2 separate regions of the Homo sapiens genome follow, and region 2 is linked to region 1. The links are chromatin contacts, found by Hi-C or POLR2A ChIA-PET in ENCODE. All regions are on one chromosome and are shown on one strand. The core of a region is the stretch at or near the end of the contact, and the rest is flanking DNA. Distances in the headings are between cores, read along the strand shown. Region 1 has its middle 570 kb from the start of IGFBP3. Region 2 has its middle 680 kb from the start of SNORD151.

The links. Hi-C counts contacts between places; a loop is a spot of excess contacts on that map. ChIA-PET counts read pairs that join two places held with the same protein, here RNA polymerase II (POLR2A). Pooled maps may share reads with other maps.
Region 2: a loop to region 1 is called in a map of PC-3, with 9 times the contacts of the local background. The contact joins two enhancer-like sites. A Hi-C loop is called at or near these places in 2 of 168 maps with a recorded cell type or tissue (Calu3 and PC-3) and 1 of 50 pooled maps. POLR2A ChIA-PET finds 5 or more read pairs at or near these places in 1 of 52 experiments (activated T-cell).

The regions. Positions count from the first base shown.
Region 1 is chr7:46,483,289-46,490,443 of GRCh38, reverse strand. No RefSeq gene overlaps it. Among named protein-coding and RNA genes, the nearest start is that of IGFBP3, 570 kb to the right of the region's middle. Within about 2 kb of position 4,548, at least 3 of the 41 ENCODE cell types and tissues checked have a DNase peak (open chromatin) inside an H3K27ac peak, as active enhancers do; they include PC-3, where a contact is called at or near this core.
Region 2 is chr7:46,783,188-46,790,342 of GRCh38, reverse strand. It overlaps the pseudogene EPS15P1. Among named protein-coding and RNA genes, the nearest start is that of SNORD151, 680 kb to the left of the region's middle. Within about 2 kb of position 4,107, at least 2 of the 41 ENCODE cell types and tissues checked have a DNase peak (open chromatin) inside an H3K27ac peak, as active enhancers do; they include PC-3, where a contact is called at or near this core.

The DNA.
Region 1 (7,155 bases), core at 3,299-5,798:
ATTATATATATTTCAAGAAGTAACATAAGGTATTTACTTTCATTTTACTAGAATATTGAACTTATGTCTTTCTTTTCTAAAATTCATAACTTAATTTTAAACTATTTTTTTCAGAATATCTGAAGTGAGGTTTACTAGTGTCCATTTTTATTTTGAGAATTATGTTTGTTCTTCTTTGAAATTGGTTGTTGAACCAATGTGTTCTCTGGTTTTTTTATAACTAGTACTCGTTCTAAAGGAACAAGCAAAGATTATTTTAGAAATTAAATAAGTGGTGAGGAAAGTCAAGAATGTTAATGCTATTCGGATTTGTGGTTAGATCACAGACTTTCTTCAGGAATCAAAATGTCTTCCCTCTATCCTTGTTTGAAAGAGACGTTTTTTATTTCATCAGAGGACTTCTACAGCTAAGAAATACAGTCACATGAACACAATGGGAACAAATTTAAATTTTTTCTTAATTAAAAAATGTTGAGAACTTGAGAAATTGTTCTAATATGATGGATGAGAGTATTCATCAATCACCAGAAGGTAGATTTAGAGGTACGTTCAGAGCACAACCAGCTCAAAGAATTGGAAAGGCCCAAGTAATAATTGTCACTAAAATATAGGAGCAATACACACACAAAGAGTATTCTATTCATTCTCAGAAATCTATAAAATTGAAGAATTCATAAGCAATTTTTACAGAAAACAAAACTTGTAATTGCAGTTTACGTAAAACTAATTTATACAGCAGTTTTATAAAAGCAATGATTTATATATATGACATATTTTGGATTTGAACAATTTGAGTTTGAAGACCATTGGGCCATTTCATTTTTGCCTGCCAGTTAATAATCTGAGATTAACAGAAGTTAGTTAGTGCTGAACAGTTGCAGTATGCAAGTTCCTTGAAGAATTCACACTGAATGTAAATAGGAAGAACCACAGTTTTGCAGGAAATTCAGGGCTGATCAGATTGCAGGCCTCATTCTGGAGACAGGCTAGTTTTGGATCAAAATTACAAAAAAAAAAAAAAAAAGTAAAGAAAGAAAAAATTTTCTCTGAAATAAACTCCAACCCTTCCAAACTCACTTTTATTAACATTTAAATAGCCTAGATGTTAGTTTAATTTTTAAAGTAATAAAAAGACCATTATTTTCTGTCAGTGATTTATGATTCTGGCAAGAATTTCAATCTTAAGTATCCCAAGTCTGCTATTTACATAAAATGATACTATTTGTTTTACTTTTATTTTTATTTTAGACCAAGGCAATAGATCTTGGTTTTAAGAAAAACTTGGTTTGGTGAAATAATGAAAGAAATAATAAACATCTGTAATTAAAAAACAAAATACCAAAACAAAAACAAGCTGATTAGTGTCCAGGTCCCCAAAACTTAAGTTTATTTCACTTACTTTTTCTCAGAGACAATATGAAAAAGAGAATCACCTGATCCTATTTTACTTCCTTCATTTAGTACAAGGTCTGGGATGGAAAGATCCAAGTTGATGTTTTGGCTTACCCCTTCCTGAGTGTTTTGACCAAGTTATTTCTCTGGGGAGAAGCCAGAAAATTTATCAACCTCATAGTTCTATGAAGAGAGAAGACTGTGAGAATGACTATTAATCTTTTAGAAACTTGAAAGCACGTTCTGATAGGTGTTGTTGTTGTTGTTACTCTTTTCATCCTGGCCAACATCTTAGTAAAACCAGTACTGGGCATCTCTCATAAATCAAGAAGAATTTTCCAAAAACAGAATGTTGGAGGCTATGATCTGTGAGTTGAGAAGCTTTACATGGGTCCCTGGCAAAATTTAGAACGGGATCTTCATGTGGTTTTGTTTGGGACAGAAAATATATATTAAAGTGATACCAGCAGCTTGCACAAATTAACTCTTAGAGAGACAGGAAAGTACTACTGTGCTTTCTAAACCAGCAGATAAAAGGACTGTCACAGATGTTGAATCATTCATTTTACAGGTTTTTAAACACAGAATTTTGGAACATCTCAGGGGTAAAATGGGCAGGATGCTAGCTCCGTTATTTGCTTTTATGTATGTTGAGATATTAAACCATACAATGATGACAATGGTGATGATAGTGAAAGGAAGGGGGCCATGCCAACACACTGTAGCTCTGCCATGGCTCAGTTCCCACTTGAAATGTTCTGTCATTGGAGAAGATAATCATATTGCTAAATTTAAGGTGACAGAATGATGAGAGATCCAGTAAGATGATCCCAGCTTCAAATGTCAAAATCATTAAAATTGAGAGATTAAAGAAAGAATAGAAATACTCGCAATTAAGTCTAATAAAGCTAAAGGTGAAGTTTCTTCTTAATATTTTAAAATTCCAAAGCACATATTTTCTACATGTAAGCAGATAATCAATCAATATTTCAATATTTTTCTTTCTTTCTTTTTTTTTTTTTTTTTGAGACAAAGTCTTGCTGTCACCCAGGCTGAAGTGCAGTGGTATGATCTCTGCTCACTGCAGCCTCTGCCTCCTGGGTTCAAACAATTATCCTGCCTCAGCCTACTGAGTAGCTGGGATTACAGGCATGTGTGCCACCACACCCAGCCAATTTTTGTAATTTTACTAGAGATGGAGTTTCACCATGTTTTCCAGGATGGTCTCGAACTCCTGACCTCAACTGATCCACCTGCCCCAGCCTCCCAAAGTGCTGGGATTACAGGTGTGAGCCACCATACCTGGCCATCAATCAATATTTCTTAAATTAATACATAAATAAATGCATGAGTGGGCAGAAGGATAGATGAATTTCACATTCTGTGTGAAGAAGAGTTTACTTGACAGTAATTTATACTTAAAAATACAAATGCAGGAGTCATGAAATCAAAGCTGGGGTTCCCTCACAAACCATCTAGTGTCTCTATGGGAGTTCTTCCACTGGGAGAACTGAGGTAAGGTGCCCATGGCCTCCCAGCCAGTAAAGAACACATCTGAGCTCAAAGAGGTGCTGTTTGCCTTTACACCCGGCAGGTAAGAAGAGCAGAGTCAAAGACAAAAGGAGGAATGAGGGAGCCTTGAAAGATTAAATTTCAGAATTAGTCATGACTGGCTACTGATGGTCATGTTCCCTTCCATGCATATCACTTGCTTTTACTGTTTGAAAATTCTCCACATGTATCACCTCATCTCCGAGTCCAAAGATAACCTGAATAGGTGATCTGGACATCAGTTAAAAGGTAAGGAGATGAACATCTTTCTTTATGGACATTTGGATCTTAATATGTTTGTAAAGCATGCAAACATCTTTTAAGCTCTGTGTTCTGCACCCTTGAGAAGATGTCTGTATTGCAGTGGTTCTGAAACTGTGGTAGCCACATCAGCAGCATCAGCAGCTCCTGGGTGCTGGTGAGTAACACGAGTTTTCAGGCCCCACCCGAGACCTAGTGAGTCAGAACCTCAGGACTGGGCCCAGCAGCCTGCGTTGTGTCAAGACTTCCAGCTCATTCTAAGGCACACTCAAGTCAGAGAACCACTGTTGTGTTATTGGTGCAAACATCCCAACAGAGAAAGTTAGACATACAATTTATGAAGACGTGGAAGAATAAGAGATGTCAAGGTATCTGTAAAGGAAGAATAAAATCTTATTTAGATTGTTAAAGCCCAGCAAATATGTAGTGTTTAATTGACATCCAGGAAGGTTGAGTCATTTGTCAAAGTTCACACAGCCTCCTAGGAGTTTAAATCATTATGAGTTTAAAAAGACATTTAGAATGACTACTGAGAATAAAAATGAAAAAGGACAACAAAAAATATTAAATAGGAAGCGATTCCAAATGCTAGGAATTGCTAAAAGAAGCTAGAGAGGAATTTATCTGTCAAAGCAATGCAGTTTGCTTTTTTCCACCCTGCAGTACTAAATCATGCTTTTAATTCAATAATGGCATGTAAGAATAAGCTCATTAAATGAGTTAAACTTTTGTGACCCTGAAAACTAGTTTTCTGCATGTTGAATCTGTTGAGAGCACAGCTGAGACCCATCTTCTACCATCTCTGTTGACATTTTTATCAGGTAAGAGGTCACTATGGTAATTATAGAAGAGAAAAATATAAACAAGTGCATATTTATTGTATTTCAGATTTTATCTTCTGTGTCTTCTATCCTCATAGGATGCAACTATCTTTCACACTGATAAGAGTGGCCTTCCTCCATGTTCACTCTGTCAAATGCCTTGTCACTTCATGTTGGATGATAATGTCTATGTCCATGTGAATGAAAGATTCAGACAGGCACAGATTTCAAACTCTCAGCAATTAAGAACAAATAAATTTTGTAAGTAAGAAATCGAAATTTTTTAAAAGCTTAACATTTGTTTCACTTATTTAGAAAATATGATTTTAAGCATTTACACCCTTTTTTTAAACATTAAAAATTGCGATGAGACACACCAATGTATGAGCCTGTTTATCACGTGGCCACATAAACTCAGGAATGGAGGAAATGTGATTGATGTAAATTTATAGTAAGTGGTTAGTGACTCAGGTGGTAGGTTGATAAAAAACTACTCAGAAAAGGCAGAATGGACCTCAGGCTAACAAGGCTGGATTGTATATGTTTAAATATCTTTAAAGATAATGCATTGGCCAAAGAGTCAGGGAATTGCCATGAACACAGAGAAAAGACAGTAGTTGTGGCAGAGGCAGATAAGACAATTGACCCATGGACAGCAATTGCTACTTTGCAAAAACCACAGCTGTACTGCCCTGACCACGCTTTTTAGATTACCTGCTCTCATTTTTTTCTGATCCTGTATCTCATAAAGCCTTGCTTTTGCCAGTTTTCCAAATATGGGAAAAAAATGCCTGGTCAAACCACTGTGCATTCCAACCTGCAGGAGGATTTTTGTTTATCTTTGTGAATTAGTAACACTGGCATTGCTGTTGAGTTCATTTATTCATCCAAGTATTTCCTTAGAAAGGAGCTTCCTGGGTTTCTGAGATAGTGAGCTCCCTGGTAGGGGAGAAAGATAGCATGCAGGTGTTACTATGACTTACTTTGGAAAGCGACCCAGTGGGACACAGCCCAGGGCAATGATCTACCTGTCAAGGAGGAGGTAGTGGCACCAACTGCACTTTGGAGAAAATGACACCCTTGAGCTGGTTCTAAAATGACAAATACAGTTTGGCCAGCTTTGTGTTTTTGTTTTATTTTGCCTTAAAGGAGTAATAGGAAAGGACTTTGAGGCAGAGAAGGGGACAGAAAAGCAACCCTCTAAGTAGAGTGCCCCATGCGGGGGGTGGTGTTGGGAGAGGAAGTGTTTCCACTAGTAGCCTTCGAGTTGTGATGTGGAAACTTCCACCTGCAGTGCCCAGGGCAGGGCAGAGAAGTCAGGCTTCAGGGAACACTAGGCTCTATTCCACAGGCAGATGTCAGGAAGGAGGAAGTGAAGAGTCAGCAGAGCACTTCACTTGCTGGTAGCAGGTGGAATATGGATCGAGAGACAGCCAATGGATTGAGAGGTGGAACATGGATTGGTTGAAACAAACAATAGAAATATTGTGTGATCCACAAAGGCAATTTTAAAATTCTTTAATAGCCACAAGAAACAAGTGAAATAAATGTGATAATGTAATTTATTTAACACAATACATTCAAACTTTTGTCATTTAAAATGTCATCAGTACACAAATTTATTAATGATAGTTTACACTTACTCTTCTTGTACTTGGTGTTTGAAACCTTGCATGTATTTTACACATAAAGCATATTTTTATTTACAGATGCTAAACTCATCACAATTACTCGATCTGTGTTTAGATTTCATTAAATTTAAAGTTGAAGAGTACATTCACATGCCGGAGTTTTTCAGAGATTCTGAAAGGGTTTTTTTCTCTCTCTTTTGTTTTTTTGTTTTTCTGTTTTGAGATAGAGTCTGGCTCTGTTGCCCATGCTGGAGTGAGGCAGTGTGATCTTGGCTCACTGCAACTGCCACCTCCTGGGCTCAAGTCATCCTTCCACCTCAGCCTCCCGAGTAGCTGTGACCACAGGCACATGCCACCATGCCCAGGTAATTTTCTGTGTTTTTGATTGAGACAGGGTTTCACTATGTTGCCCAGGCTGGTCTCAAACTCCTGAGCTCAAGCAATCCAACTGCCTCGGCTTCCCAAACTGCTGGGATTACAGGCATGAGCCACCATGCTCAACCAGAGATTCTTAAGTTTTCTAACAACTGAATTCAGTATCTATATTTTCTTGATTTAATGCAATTAAATACTACTAAAACTTCAGATAACTGGTTACACCAGTCACATTTCAAGTGCTCAGTAGCAACATATGGCCATTGGCTAGTGTATTGGACAACTCAGGGATAGAGCAAAGAGACTTGGAGGATAGGATCCATTTGGAAGATTTATGTTGTAGTCACAGAAATTATGACAACAGTTTAAGCAAGGTTAATCATAGAAGAATGAATATGAGATGGAATATTGGAGAACTATTAGAAGGCATAATGGACAAACTTAGTAAGAGAGAAAGGGAGTAGTCAGGCAAGTCCCCAGGGAGCTGGTGTGAGGGAGTGAGCAAATGGTGTTCTCCCAGGAAGACTGTGTGTGCAGGAGAACACAGGAGTTGAGAGAGAAAGAACGACTTCTACTTTGGACAAAGCAATTCCAAGGAGCCCATGGTACTCTGAAGCAGACTGACCACACACAAATAGCCCTGGAGGATTAGTTATTTGAAGAGGGTTGGAAAGTAGTTATTGAACTTTGAGAGCTATCGGCAGGTGGTAGTCAAAACCCGCCAGGCTCTATGAGGTCTTTGTTGAAGTGAGTCCATCTCTGAGGTGCACATCTGCTTCAGCGCACAGAGAAAATTAGAGTTTGAGCCTGAAGGGTCCTGGCACAGATTGTGGCCTAGGTTAATTTGACTTAAGTACTGCCTGCTGCTGACATCTTGGTAGGCAATTTGCTAGTGTCTTCGGGAAACTCCTAGATTCATAACTTTGTTCCATATTTGTCTTCCAGATTTTGCAGGTGTCATCTGCTTGTCATCAAAGGCTTATATGCAAATATATTTAAGAAACGTTTTCCTTTCTTTACTGATCCCTAATAGATAGTAGTTATGTGTCTGGTAGGTTACATGCAAATTAAACACATATGAACGGGAGAATTCAAATACACTGAGGAAAGCTCTAGATACTAGA
Region 2 (7,155 bases), core at 2,858-5,357, 300 kb before region 1:
GTCTGTTCAAATCTTGTCCATTTTTAATAAAATTTGGGTCATTTTTTAAAAAGTTTTGAGTTTTAATAGTTTTTTATATATTCTGTATACAAATTCATTATTAGATACGTGATTTGCAAATGTGTTCTTCCAGTCTGTGGCTTGTCTTTTCATCTTTTAAACAGTATTTTTCACAGAGCAAAGGTTTTATACTTTGATGAAGTATAACTTAACATTGTTTTTCTTTTACTGCTCATGCTTTATGTATTATATCTGTTACATTACCTAGTATATCTTGCTACTCTTTGTTTAACCCAATGTCACAGACTAGGATCAACATTTCTAATTAAATTTTTATAATCCATCTTGAATTAATTTTCATGATAAGGTGTTAGATGTGGCTCAAAATATACTTATTAGAATCTGGATGCTTCTAAATTTAAAAACAATTCTTGAAGTGAAATTCACATAACATAAAAATAACCATTTTAAAGTGAACAATTAATCGCACTGAATATATCTTCAATGTCATACAAATATCACATTTGTCTAGCTTTAAAACATTTCCAACACTCCAAACTAAAACCCACCACACTGTAAGCAGTTTTTTTTTTTTCTCTCTTCCTCCAAGTCACTGGCAACCATTAATCTGAGTTCTGACTCTATAGACATATGTATTCTGGATATATGATAAAAATGGAATCATACAATATGTGATCTTTTGTGTCTGGCTATTTCCATTGCTAAGAAAAATGCTTTTGAGATTCATCCATGTTGTATCCTTTATCACTACTTAATTCCTTTTGATGGTTGGATAATAACATTCTACTATATGTGTTTATGCATTCATCTTTGGATGGACATTTGGGCTGTTTTCACCACATGAAAAATGTTTCTATATACATTTGTGTACCTGGTTTTCTTTGAGTACAAGTTTTCAGTTTTGGGTGGTTTGTGTATAAGAGTGGAATTGTGGGGTTATATTGTAATTTCATTTAACATTTTGAGAAACCACTAAACTTTTCCACAAGAGCTGAACATTTTACACGTTCACATCAATACACAAGGGTTCCAATTTCACTTTCTCGTCAACACTTGTTATTTTCTAATTTTTTATAACCATCAACATTGTATTAGAAATTCTAACAGAGCAGTTAGGCAGAGATAAATTAATAAATAGCATAGAGAATAGAAAGGAAGAAGTAAAGTGATCTCCATTTGCATAGTATATAATCTGATATATAAAAAATCCTTAGGAGCATATTTTAAAATCTTTTGGAACCAATAAATGAGTTCAGAAAGCTTCCAAGATGCAAGTCAACATACACATATTTATTGCATTTCTGTATAATAATCAATGCCCAATTCAAAATTTAAATTTAAAAACCATGTTTAATTAAAAAACAGTTTTGTTTATAATAATACCAATATCAATATAAGAAAATATTTAGGAATGTTTAATGAAAGAATATAGGAACATATTTATTAAAATATATATTTAATGAAAGAAGTACAAGCCTTGTACCATGGAAACTACATGACATTGTTGAAATAAAGAAGACCTAAATAAATGTAAAAAAATCTGATATTCATGGATCAGATGATTCAATAATGTGAAGATGACAATACTCCCTATGTTGCCCTACAGAACCAACACAATCCTTATCAAAATCCCAGCTGCTTTTTTGAATAAATCAACCAGCTCATCTAAAATTCATATAGAATTGCAAGGGATCCTGTCTAGCCAAAGCAATTTTACAAGAGAACAAAACTGGAGGATTCACTTCCTGATTTCAAAACTTACTACAAAGCTACAGTCATCAAAATAGTGTGATACTGGCATGAGGATAAGCATATAGATCAATGAACAGAATTCAGACCTCAGAAATAAATCCTTGCAAAAAGGTCAAATAATTTTCAACAAGAGTGCCAAGATAATTCAATAGGAAAAAACTACTTTTTTCAACAAATGGTGCTGTGGCCAACTGGATATCCATATGTGAAAGAATGAAGCTGAATCCCTACCTCATAGCATACACAGAAATACACTGTAAATGACCACAGATGGAAATGTAAGAGCTAAAAGTATAAAATTTCTTAGGAGAAAGGATTAAGTTCTCATAAACTTAGGCAATGATTTCTTAGATAAAATACTAAACGTGAAAAACTGGACTTCAGCAAAATTTAAAACTTTTTGTTTCAAAGGATACCATCAAAAAAGTAAAAAGACAGAATGGAATAAAATATTTCTAAATCATATATCTGATAACAGATCTGGTTTTTGTTTGTTGGTTTGTTTTTTAGAGAAGGGGACTTGCCCTATCATCCAGGCTGAAGTGCAGTGGTGCAATCATAGTTCACTGCAACCTTGAATTCCTGAGCTCAAGCAATCCTCCTGCTTCAGCCTCCCAAGTAGCTGGACTACAGGCACATACCACCATGCCACCTAATTTAATGTTTTTTTTTTTTTTTTTTGGTAGAGACAAGGTTTCACTATGTTGCCTAGGCTGGTATTGAGCTCCTGGCCTCAAGTGATCCTCTCACTTCAGCCTCCCAAAGCACTGGGATTACAGGCATGAGTCACTGCACCCAGTCTGATAATAGGTTTGTATAAGTAATGTACTCTTGCAATCCATAACCCAACTCTTCTATTCTTCAAAAATGTTCTTAAAAATGCACAAAATGCTTAGCTAGGAATTACTTTCCTAATATAGTTGCAATATGGTATAGTTTGTACTGAAAGAGTCATTTTTATTTTGCTCTGGAAAGATGTTCTTCTCTTTTGTCTATGATGTAAATACATTTTTGGGCTCCTTTGGCTCTGTTTTTTTTTTCTCCCACAGAGATTCCAATTATCTTTAGATTGCATTTTTATTTTCTACATCATTCTCATCAATTTCATGCTTTTGACTTTTGCATTGTTGGAGAGGTCTCTTCTGTATTGACAATGGTAGCTAAGATTTGTCGTTGTGAATTTATGATCGACCAGACACGGGGCTAAGCACTTGAAGCATCTATTTTTTTTTAAAAAAGTATTTATACTCCTCATCATTTACCTATGAGACAAGTCATATTTTGTCTTATTTTGCAAGTGAGGAAACTGAAGAAAAGCATGCATGACTATCCTTTGCTGAATCACCCTGTCAGGGACAGAGGTGACTTAAGCACCTGCAGCTTTCTTTTAGGATCTGCATACTGGCTGATGAAACTACTTCACCAAGACCACTACGGCACCAGTGTGCTCTACCAGAGTATGGAGAGTTTTCCCTCTGTCTGATATCTCCATCTGAATTTTCTTAAATTCCTGTCTTATCTTTACTAGCCTATTTTATATTTTGTTCTTCTTAGATAGCTCTGTTATACCTCATCTTCCTTTTAATAATTGTTGCTAAGTAGATGATTCCAATAATTTCCTTCTGTCTCTGCAACAAAATTTTTTAGTTGGTCTCTGACATCTCTTTAAGGCAATGATTTCCCTGCAGTAATTGTATCTTTAGTCCTTATATTGATATGAAATGTATTCTTTGAAAAAACCAAGGCTGGAAGGCTCTCGCCTGATTTGCACTCTGGTGGGAATCATGCATATTGCCCTAGCAACCACAGCCATGCAAAAGTCCACAGGCTGAGGCCCTGGAGACTGGCAGACTCAGGAAGAATACTGGATAACTTTAAAAGGTATCCTACTTGCGGTGAGTTTTCTATTTGTTTATGAATTTTATTCCATCTCTCATTTTCACAAATAATACCTTAATGCAAGTATATAAGATAAGGGCAGACCGGAAACGCTATTACGGGTTTTCATTCCCTTCAGAAGGCTGCTAGTGGTACTGCAACTCCATGGACTAAAACTCTCTTTGATGATTGGCTGGCTGGCTAATTTGAACAAATTTGAACCTGCTTTCACTACAAAGGCCAGCTTTCCCTCTTCTTTCATCTCCTTTCCGCCTGTGGAGAAATGCATTACTGAGAGCTGTGAGCAATTGAATTTTTAATATTTGCCTAAGGACATGAGAAAGCTGGGTATTAAGTTACAATTCAAGGAACTGTGTGTCACGTAACTGCTTATTTCACAGCCTTGGATAGTTCAACGTCTACTGTTAACCACAGAGCTAAGTCAAGCATGCTCTTTCCTGGTACTACCTCCTTGTAAAGCTTCTGATGCTGGGTTATTGAGAACATAGTTTTCAAAGGTAAACATGACTAACTAAACGACCATTTTTTTCTCTGAAGAGAGGTAAAAACATACTAAACTGGCATTTGTATATTGCCATAGAGACTCCTCTACGCTTTCAGATACTCCTTTTCCTCATCTGCAATCTTGAAGTAAAAACTGCATTGCAGTTGGATATGAAACTAAAATGGAGAAATATTTAGGAAGTGCCCCCGCACAGTGCCTACCTTGTGAAAATAATCAAACGAGGGTAAGCTAATATTTGTTTATTATTATTGTATTTATTATCAAAAATAGTAAATGTACTTGATAATTTCTCTTTGAGTACACTAATGAAATAACTTAAAATGTGACAGAAAGAGAATTTATTAGGTTGGGACCTTGACTTAATAGAACCTATTATCCAGTGAATATAACATAACCTAATTAAGATATATAATATATTAACATATATATTATCCAGTGAATATAACATAACATAATTAAAACCAAATAGCCAATAAAAATAATTTAAGATTAGTCAACATAACTTCATACCAATGAGACATATGCTTATGGTGGAATCCTGTATACTTATTTGTCATTTTATTTTTTCCAGTTATGTGCATGTGCATTGGGTGAAATTGCCTTAAAGAGAAACTGACTTCTCTTTTACAATTCTTCAAAATCAGGCCAGCCTGTTTTGAGGCTCCTAGGATATCTATGGAATTCCAGGTATAATGAAATTGTTCCACAATCTTGTAATTCTCAGTTTAACTACTACTGAATAGTGACCAATATCCACACGGTGCCTTATACACAGTGCTTTATAATTTACCAAGTAATTTTTCACTTTATTCCTGCAACATCCTAATGAGATACGTGTGTGTATATATGTGTGAATATATATACACACACATCCTTTTTACGAGAAAACCAAGGACTGTAGAAGTTATGAGCTTTGCCAAGGTTATACAGCCAATAAATGAAGGACCCAAAATTTAAATTTAGTTCCAACTTCAAAGTTTATGTTTTAAACATACTGTATTTCCTTTCCAAGGTCAGTTGATTATACATATTCCAAATTATTCTAAATACCTGCTCTTATATCACGTATGAGAATCATAACACAGGCTTTATCTGTGACAATTGGTAAAACAGAAATATTTGGTCCAGCTCACTCCCCATGCTGGAAAATGACCATCTGTCTTGACTCTGGACTTCAGGTGTTGAAGTTCAGGAAATCAAAGTTGAAGTTGATTTACAACTAACCAGCTCTGGGTGAGTGACTCACAGTAACAAAGTTTACAGGATCTGATTCACACATCTACATGCCAATTCATGGTTAAGGAGCAACCTTCTTGCTGTGGGAACCAATGCTCTTTCTTTGTAGAAAGCACCTTTCTGAGTGTGTTTGTCTATGGAAGTACCAAGCTGCCAATAGAAAGTCAGGGTGCTGAGTTTGGCATCTGAGCAAAGGGACTTGCATTCTTTAAATGTGTATTTCTGGATATCTCTGCAAGTCACACAAATTAGCCTTTCTAATATTTCAGAAAAGAATTAAGGTTTATTTAGAACGAATCTTATACAAATAGTGAGTAATTAAAAGGCTGGGTAATTTCAGTGTAAACTAAATTAACAAGGAGCAACAGAAACTCTCATCCGTTGGCAGATGAAATGTGAAATGGTGCAACCACTTTGGTAGAGAGTTTGGTAGTTTCTTACAAAACTAAAGCACAGAGTTAAATATGACATGGTAATTGCATTTCTACTAATTTACTCAATTGCACTGAAAATCTCTGTCTATACAAAACATTATGATAGATAATCCTACTGCTTTAAATTCCTTTTGCTATCATTTCTGCTTATCATTAGGATTCTTATAAGTAATTTGGCAGAACAAGTGAAACTGCTTCAGAATGGAAATGTCACGCATATATTCTATAATATTACATGCTAATATTATGGTCATGCTTAGTTCAAAATGGTGGGCTTAACAGGAGCGGATATAGCAATATGAAGCTTATAGAATCTCTGCTAGAATCTTTCAATATTGATGTTTTTCAGTGTGCGTCTCAGACAAAATGTGGATAAAAAGTTAAAGGCAATGGGGGGATGTTGCAAATCCACAGCGCAAATTTTTTCAAAACTCATTCCCTTCTACATTCATTTATTCATAATTTATTTTTATTTTATGTATTTTGTTTGCTTTTTTCCTTGACATACCAGGAATGTAAGGCTAAGTTGTTTTTCTAAAAATCCTCTCAAGTAAAACAACTAATGATTAAAAATTGGTATCTGGTAATCTGACCCAGAATCTTGCCTTTTTTTCCCCCCTAGAGATGGAGTCTTACTCTGTCGCCCAGGCTGGAGTACAGTGGCGTGATCTTGGCTCACTGCAACCTCCACCTTCCAGGTTCAAGTGATTCTCCTTTCTCAGTTTCCTGAGTAGCTGGGACTACAGGCATGTGCCACCACACCCACTAATTTTGTGGATTTTTAGTAGAGATGAGGTTTCACCACGTTGGCCAGGCTGGTCTTGAACTGACCTCAGGTAATCCGCCCCCCTCAGCCTCCCAAAGTGCTGGGATTACAGGCATGAGCCATCACGCCCGGCCCTCACTTGTTTTCATGGACCTAGATTTATCACGCACGTCTATATTTGTACATCTATAATCACATACTATTTATAAGTTGTTTTTAAGACCTCTCAAAACCTTATAACAGAAGATTTCTTCCAGGACCCAATAGTGGTGATTGGGAGATCTTCTTTTTTTTTTTTTTTTTTTTTTTTGAATTCGATATTTTGGAACTTATTTATAGGCTAGACAATAAGTTACTCAGATTAACCCAGATCAATAGCACCTTGACTTGGTGACCCAGAGAATTCTAATTAGCTTTTAGACACATTTTTCTTTATCTTGATATTCAGTACATCATGTAAGTCAGTAACCATGTTAAACAAAATTAAAAGGACAAGTTATAGTTTACTTCACAGTCTATTTCAAATTCAGTTTGTGCACTAG